Linked DNA regions of Homo sapiens: region 2 is linked to region 1. A link is a contact called in ENCODE Hi-C or POLR2A ChIA-PET data. All regions are on one chromosome and are shown on one strand. The core of a region is the stretch at or near the end of the contact, and the rest is flanking DNA. Distances in the headings are between cores, read along the strand shown. Region 1 holds the start of SINHCAF (SIN3-HDAC complex associated factor). Region 2 has its middle 46 kb from the start of FAR2.

Region 1 (4,028 bases), core at 947-3,446:
GCGTGATCTTGGCTCACTGCAACCTCCGCCTCTCGGGTTCAGGCAATTCTCCTGCCTCAGCCTCCTGAGTAGCTAGGATTACAGGCATGTGCCACCACATCTCAGCCTCTCGAGTTGCAGGGATTACAGGTGAGTGCCACCATGCCCCACTAATTTTTGTATTTTTAGTAGAGACAGGGTTTCACTATGTTGGCCAGGCTGGTCTTGAACTCCTGACCTCAGGTGATCCACTTGCCTTGGCTTCCCAAAGTGCTGGGATTACAGGGGTGAGCCACCATGCCCGGCTAATTTTTATATTTTTAGCAGAGGCAGGTTTTCACCATGTTGGCCAGGCTGGTCTCGAACTCCTGACCTCATGTGATCTGCCTGCCTTGGCCTCCCAAAGTGCTAGGATTACAGGTGTGAGGCGCTGTGCCCAGCCGTTTATTACATTAAAAAAAAATTTTCCTAGCCAACTAATGCATGCAAGATGTCAGTATATATTATCTGATGTGCACTGTGTCAGGCACTGGAATACAAAGATGGGTAAGAAAGGCATAAAATCCTTGTCTTTAAGGAGCTCATATTTTAATGAGAGGTGTCCTTTTTCTTTCTGTTTTTTGTTTTTGTTTTTGTTTTTGTTTTGAGACAGTCTTGCTCTGTCGCCCAGGCTGGGGTGCAGTGGCGCAATCTCTGCTCACTGCAACCTCCGCCTCCCAGGTTCAAGCGATTCTCCTGCCTCAGGCTCCCGAATAGCTGGGATTACAGGTGCCCACCACCACGCCAGGCTATCTTTTCAGGTATTTATAATATAGTTTTCATATACAGTTACAGGAATAGTATGTTACAGAACCTAAAGAAAAATAAAGAAGTATTAGTTGAGGAGTTCAGAAGTGGGTTTATACTGTATGTACTAGGAATTGCCTGTTGAATTAAATTAACATTTCAGAAGTAACTATTTAAATCTGTATTGTTGACACTGCAGTGAAAGCAGCGAAACGTGTCAGCAGATGATTAAGTTTTATGGTTGATTTTCACACTTTTGTAACTTGGGACCAATATCAAGTTTCTGGGAAAAACATCCTTCCTCTCTCCCCACCCTCTATCATTAACCCCGGGTTTCTGCCTGTTGGTGTTAAGTGTGTCCTTGGGACAAAGGCGAATCAATCATTCGGTTTTCATTTTCCTCTTATCAATCTGAGAAGAGTTACTTCAGTTTTTTTCTTCCGGAGTCTAGAAAGCGCTTAGATTGTTGAATTATTACATATTCTGCATTGAAAAGTCTGTACGTCACTCGTTATTTTTTCCATTCCCAAGACCACCAGTTACTGGAATTATTTCTGGGTGAGTGGAACACCCTTTACAAGCTGCTAGAGGAGGTATGCCTGTCCCTAGGTTATTGGCTTTCCAATGCCTAGTCTTTTAAAGAAAGCGGCACTGTTCCCACGGAAATTAACAATCATTCAATTCGGAGAGACTTGAAATCTTAAGGCCGAAGTGGAGGAAAAAACTGGATTGTTATGGGTTGGGTTACTATTTGAGAAGGGCAAGCGGGAGTTAGCGAATGGCTAGGGTGTTAAAATGGGACTTTATTAAACGACTCATTACAACTGCACAAAAACTAAACCTTTGCTGGCCCCAGAGGATTTTTTTTTTACAAGCTTCAAAAACCTAACTTCAAACAAAATTTAGGAAACGTGGGATTAGTATAAATTCAGTCTGGGTGCTTACAAGACCACCTCCTCTGTCACCGACAGTGGGGACAGGTGTGAGAATTTTGCAAAAGCAGCTTTCAGAACAATTTTTCAGCGCTCAATGGTGCCCCTAACAACTTCGGGGGCGGAAAACACGCCAAGCAGCGCAGCCCTCCCCTCAGTTGCTAACCTTTCCCTTTCCCACCTCGCCTCTCCCTCTCCGCCGCGGCCTGCAGCCGGGGGGGGGGGCGTTTGTTTATGTGACGTCCGCCGTAGTAAGCAGTCCCCGCCCCCGTTTCCCTCTGGCCGCCGCGTTTCCCGCGCCGCGGAGCTTCTCCCCTTAAAAGGACAATAGAGGCCTCGGGAGCGCGCGCGGTCGCCGGGACTTCTCCCCCTCCCAGCCCGCAACGTGCGCGCGCCCGTATGCAAATAAGTTCGATTCAAGAGAATTTTGTGCCGGGAGCCGCGCGTGCGCAGAGGGAAAGCGGAATCTACACCTTCCCGGCCAGCGGTAGCAACTGCAGAACTGCAGGAGACTATCTTTCTAGACAAGGCAGTTGAGGAGGAGGGAGCGCTTGAGGGGGACTGGCCTGGCGTGCACTCCGCACCTCGGGGACATTATTGCGCGTGGAACGGCTGCTTTTGGAAGGTGAGTGACTCTCACCATGCTTCTAGTGCAAAACTGTCTCACGAGGCTTTGATTTCAGTGTTTTTTTTTTTCTCTTTTCACCTCCACCCACCTCCCCCCGTCCTTCCACATACACACAGGAAGTTTTGTCTTGGAGGTGGCATTGTTGGGAGCGCTGTTTTCGTGATCTTCAGACCCCAGGTTCTTTGGTACGCTCGTGTTTAGTGTGTATTTATTAATTGGGGAGGGTATTTGAGGCAAACCGAAAGTCTCGGGGCGGGGAAGTGAGTGGAGCCTGGGCATAATTGAGGAGTCGCCGGAGTTGAGGGATCCACGTTGAAGGTGACAATGACTTTTCTCCGCCGCAGTGTTCTCTCGCGGAAAGGAGCCCGGCGGCCGAAAGGCCCGAGAGGAAAGCGACTCGTTGGCCACCGCGCAGCGGCCGGGGTCGGTGCGTCCGCGTGGGCGCGAGGCGCGGGCAGGGTCGGGCGCCGTTGTGAAACCTCGTGGTTTAGTTGACTGCAGCCCTCGGACTAGGGTGGACAATAAACGCCATTCGCTCGGAAACTAAGTTGCCATCCGCTTCCGAGCTGGCGGCCGAGGGTCTTTAAATCGGCCTTTGGGGGTCAGTGCTGGGCTCTGCCGGAGCGCACGCGGCGTGGCGTTGTTTGCTCAACTCCGGAGGGATGCGGATGCGACAATGAGAGCAACACGCGGTCGCTTAAAAACAGCCCGTCTTCCACTCGCCTGCCCTCTTCGGACCGCGCCCAAGAGCCTCTGGTGTCCGGGGTGCTTTCGGAGCCCGAAGTTTTGCTCCCGGTGCGTTCACCTGTAGCGTAGGTGTGGGCGACACCGCGAGGGCTTCCCGTTTATGGGCGGCCGTCCGCGCTGTAAGATGGCCAGGGAAGCCAACTTGGCTGGAGATGGAGGCGGCGGCGTTGTGTACGCCGCGGGAGTCAGTGAACTCCGCAGGGCACTGCTTTTTGTGCTCTACGTGACAGACCACGTGCTTCGGGCTGCGACCCTGGTCCTTGTCCGAATGTCCAGCCCCGCGTGAGCCGTGGGATGCGGCCGCCGTCGGGCAGGTCCGGCCGGCAGGACAATGTGGTTTGCTGATGATGGCGTCTTGCCAGTTTAAAAAGCAGAGTGAAAGTCGCCAACTCTCCGCCCGTGCGGGGCGGATACTCCGGGCGTTTCTCATCAAGGACACTGCAAAACTTTGATTAAATGGGCCTGCTCCCGAGGGGAGGGTCGGGGGGCCAGGCTCCGGACTCTTCGGGGCGCGGGGTCCGGACCCCTACCCAGGGTGATCGTCCAGTGTCCGGCCCCTGCGAAACGCTCCGACATCCCTGATGCTGCACGTAGGCAGCGCCCGGCTGGACAGAAAACAAAGGGCTGCATGTGCCCGTGCGGGCCCCCGGCGCTCGGGGCCGCCGCCTGGGCGTAGGGCCGTGCAGGTCGGAGGCCCTCGAAGTTCGGGCGAGTTTCGGGAGGGGCTTTTGTCCCTCAGCCCCCTCGTGGGGAAACTTTGGCGGCGCTACTTGTGCGAGGTGCCATGCTGGTGCGTAGGGAGGCGGCGTGCTTCCCCGCTCCGGGCGTGCGGGCGGGCGACCGAGGGAGGCGGCAGTGCCCGGCGCTTCAGCCCTGGCGTCGGGGGTTGCGACGGCCGAGGGTTCCGGGGAGCTTGGCCCGGACTGCTCGGCCGGTTTCTCGTGGCCCGGGAGCCT
Region 2 (4,028 bases), core at 817-3,316, 2.2 Mb after region 1:
GAAAAAATAATTCAAAATTGATGGCAGTGGAGAATGGTTGTAGTATCTTAACTTGAAATTATGTTTGTGTATGTGTGTGTGTGTGTGTGAATTTGTGTGTAAATGTGATCAAAACTGCATTTATACACCCATGGTTTTGAAATACTTGATCTCTTGGAAAATGATGTAACAATTTTTCTTATTCCATGAATGAGATATATAGAGGCGTATAATCTAAAAGAGCAGTTCATTTTAAAATCAATATACTCAGAATATACTTAAATACCGGGCTATTAAATTCTTTTTTCCATGGATGTTTCACATCTGGAACTTCCTGTAACAAAATAGAAATGCTTACTAAACAATCTAGCCCTCTTTTGCTTATACATTAGATCTTTGGCATGAGATCAGGGAAGATCTGGGTGTGAGGCTTCAGACTTCAGATCTTGAGGATGGCTGAGATTGTGTGGTCCTATTGCCCTTTCTATTATTTTACACTTTGTGATTTTTCCCCCTCTTGAAGGTTGATTTTTTTTATTTCTTGACAGATAAAGAAGAAGATAAGTAAACACTTCAGTTCTAAGAATTACTTTTATTTAACATAAATCAGGAGTTACTCATGTTAACAAGCTTAGAAGGTTATTTAGCAGGTTCCTTGGCAACAAACCTTTCAATGCATTTTAAAGTAATATCATAAATTCCATACTTGCTTGTTGAATGAATGAATTGAAATTGAAGTCAGGTAGGTTAATGTCAATAGGCATAATTTGGCCTCAACATCTACAAAGAGCTTAAAACAGCAGGGTTTTATTTTAAAAATTGCTTTCCTGTCTTTTAAGTAACCACAACAGTTCTATTATGGGCAGCCTTCTACCTGAGGAAACTGACACACTGAAGCAAGTGACTTAGTGAGACCAAAAAATAAATGAACAGTGTGAGGTCTGCAAAAGGGGAGACAGTGGCATTAGATCACACTTCATTGTAAAAATAATTGGAGGGAGAAATAATTCTGTATCTTACAAGACATGACTGTTTTGTTCTTTACCAGACTACTTCGAATTGAAACAGGAAGCCTGTTGTATTGAGATCTATGTCTTGGCAACTATGAGCAAAGCCATGGGTGTGAAATAAAACATGGGCATTTTCAATTCACATTTTTCTTAAAAAGTCATGATGCAATTGAAGGTTTTTAGTAACACTGATTCACTGCCTCGATCAACATGTTTCCTAACTCCTGGTTCTATTTTGAGACTAGATGGAACATTAATACACTTAACACGATTCTTTTAGGATCTGTCCCACCTACAGCAAACTGTTCAGGAGCTGAAAACACAAAAGAACCTTGGTAATGTCTCAGGAATTGCAGACCTCAAACTAGGCTCAGGTGAGAAGTGGAGCCACTGCGCTTCCCTCTTTCTACTCCTTGGTTTTCTTGGTAGCAAACCAAAAGCACCTAAAGTGATACATGGTAATGGAGAACCATCCAAAGGTAGGGCTAATAACTCGATCATTCTCCTAGCTCTCAGCACTGGCCTTCTTTCTTCATCATCCAAGATCTATACATAGTTAAAAGTGAGTGAGGTCTATCCTGCCTTTGAAGAACCCATAGTCTAGTGGGAGATGCTGACATTAGTATTATTACTGTAATATAGTGTCATAAATAAAATTCTAGGGGATATTCTGCTAGTGCAGAGGGGAAAGCATCAACCAATGAAGTGTAGAGGGCAAGGGAATGTTTGGTAAGAGAAGGATTCTTGGAGACAAATAGGAAATGTTTCCCTGATGGAAAGAGGCTTTGGTGTAGTGTGGGGAAGAACCATGCATGCAGAAAACAATAGCTTGTGTGATTCAGAAACAAGGTAAAAGACTGTGGAGTGTGTGTGAGGAGGCACAAGATGTTCCCTATGGTGACAATGTAAATGTGGGAAGGGGGAACTGAGGGATGTGAAGCAGGGGCCTGCACAGAGAGGCTCTTGGATGCTGTGCTAAGGATCTTAGATCTTATTCTGTAGAACATGGAGAAGCCTCGAAATGTGTGAGGCAGGAAATGACATGAGTAGGTTTCATTTTCGATAAACCGCAGTGGTAGCTGTGCATGGGATAAACTTGAGAGGAACAACCCTGAAAGCAAGAAACCGGTTAGAAATTTGGAGATATTGGTGATAATCACTGAGTTTCAGTTTCAATTTCATAACACTCATAAGAAAATATTGCAATGAGACAGCGTAAGGCATGGGGTTTGAAGCCAGAGGGCCTGGGTTTGAATTTGCCTGTGTTACTCCAGGCAAATCATTAAAGTCCAAGACTCATGTGTAGAGTCTTCCTTCATGTGTAGAATGGGAATAAAAATAAAGCTGTCTTATCAGTTAGTATGAAAATTAACAAGATGATCAATGCAAATTGCATAGCACAGTGCTTGGTATTATATAGCCCTTGATAAATATTAACCACTATCATCACATAATAAACAGCAAAATAAAGAAATGTAGTAAGAAATATCAATGAAATTTCTGAAAAATATAACCACTCATTCCAATCTAATACTGTAAAAAAATGATCGTTTTTATTCCAGCAAGGACTCAGGAAAAAAACCTATCAAAATGAAAACAGCAAAGGGAACTTAGTTGTTTTCTGCAAAAGAAATCCTGCCCTTGTTGACATGTACCCTGGTTTCCAAAATGCAAAGTTGTATAGTTTTCATGACCTTGTGTTAAGTTACACATAGGGAAAATGCAAAGTAGGTATCATTATTTCTGCAGTGTGTTAACTGATGATAAAAAATATTTGATGTAGTCAGTAGCTACAGATCCTATCAGTACTTGAAAGGCTTCACTGCCCAGAGTTGATGAATAAAACCGCAGTTCTTTTTGGCTGGCTTCATAAGATCTCACAGTATCTTTCCTTGACTGGCTGATGACAATGGAATGAAGTACAGGTGTGAGTTTCATTGTATTCAACCTATTTTTAACGTATTTAGTAGTTTTCTTTTTCTATCATTTTGATGTATTTAAATTTTGTAATTTTATTTGTTTGTTTTATATTTAAAAATTGATTTATTTGCAAATGTTTCAAAATATGGGAGTTTAAAACAACATTTAAAAACCCCCTCCACTTTACTACTCTATATTCTTCTACCCAACCTAGTGGTCTGTCCTAACCTTGAAGATGAGACCTGAGCAATTATAGGCTTCTTGATAGAATCAATCCCTTAGTCATTCTAAAGATGACTACGATTACAGGGCAAATTTTACCAGGAAGCACTTCTATTATTATTATGAAGATAACAGTTCTCTTTATCTTTAGCTCATCTGCAGTCTATTTGTAAACTATGCATTTAGCCAAAAGCACATAAAAATTGTTTCAAGGGAAAATACTCATTTTTATAAGCTAGTAGACTAAAACGATTTAAATCCATAGAAGAAGTAGAAAATAACTAGTCAGAAAAGACTTTTTATTTTTTGTGGGGAATTTTTGGATATCACGACAAATATAGTAGAAAACACTATTTTTTTTAATGAAGTGCCAAACACCAAACTATAAAACTCCCAGCAGACAGCAGAAAAACAGGTAGATTAACTACGGTTTGGCCATGAATTCTTAGATACTGCATGAAAAACACAATCCATTAAAGAAGAAATTAGTATACTAGATTTTTTAAATTAAAAACTGCTTTACATAGATAATGTTAAGAGAATAAAGCAAGCCACAGACTGGGGGAAAACCTTTGAAAAATACACATCTAGAAGAACTGGTATTCAAAATATGCAAAGAATTCTTAAAACTCAAAGGTAAGAAAGCAAACAACCCAATTAAAAATAAGCAAAATATCTCAACAGACAATCAAAGAAGATATCAAATGGCAAATGAGAAAATGCTCAGTATCATATGTCAGTAGGGATTTAAATTAAAACAACAACGAGATGCCACTATATAACTATTAGAATGGCAGATATCCAAAATACTGACAACACTAAATTCTGCTAAGGATGTGGAGTAATAGGCACTTTCATTCATTGCTGGTAGAAGTGCAAAATGGTACAGCCACTTTG

Evidence for each region. Hi-C counts contacts between places; a loop is a spot of excess contacts on that map. ChIA-PET counts read pairs that join two places held with the same protein, here RNA polymerase II (POLR2A). Pooled maps may share reads with other maps.
Region 2: a loop to region 1 is called in a map of CD4-positive, alpha-beta memory T cell, with 8 times the contacts of the local background. The contact joins the enhancer-like site here to the promoter of SINHCAF in region 1. A Hi-C loop is called at or near these places in 2 of 168 maps with a recorded cell type or tissue (CD4-positive, alpha-beta memory T cell and naive thymus-derived CD4-positive, alpha-beta T cell) and 8 of 50 pooled maps. POLR2A ChIA-PET finds 5 or more read pairs at or near these places in 1 of 52 experiments (CD4-positive, alpha-beta memory T cell).

The regions. Positions count from the first base shown.
Region 1 is chr12:31,324,318-31,328,345 of GRCh38, reverse strand. SINHCAF (SIN3-HDAC complex associated factor) reads left to right here and starts at 2,196. Exons shown (of 6, transcript NM_001135812.2): 1 at 2,196-2,322. FLJ13224 (a long non-coding RNA gene) reads right to left here. Exons shown (of 1, transcript NR_026806.1): 1 at 2,401-4,028. RefSeq lists an enhancer at 2,176-3,107.
Region 2 is chr12:29,101,734-29,105,761 of GRCh38, reverse strand. No RefSeq gene overlaps it. Among named protein-coding and RNA genes, the nearest start is that of FAR2, 46 kb to the left of the region's middle. Within about 2 kb of position 2,066, at least 5 of the 41 ENCODE cell types and tissues checked have a DNase peak (open chromatin) inside an H3K27ac peak, as active enhancers do.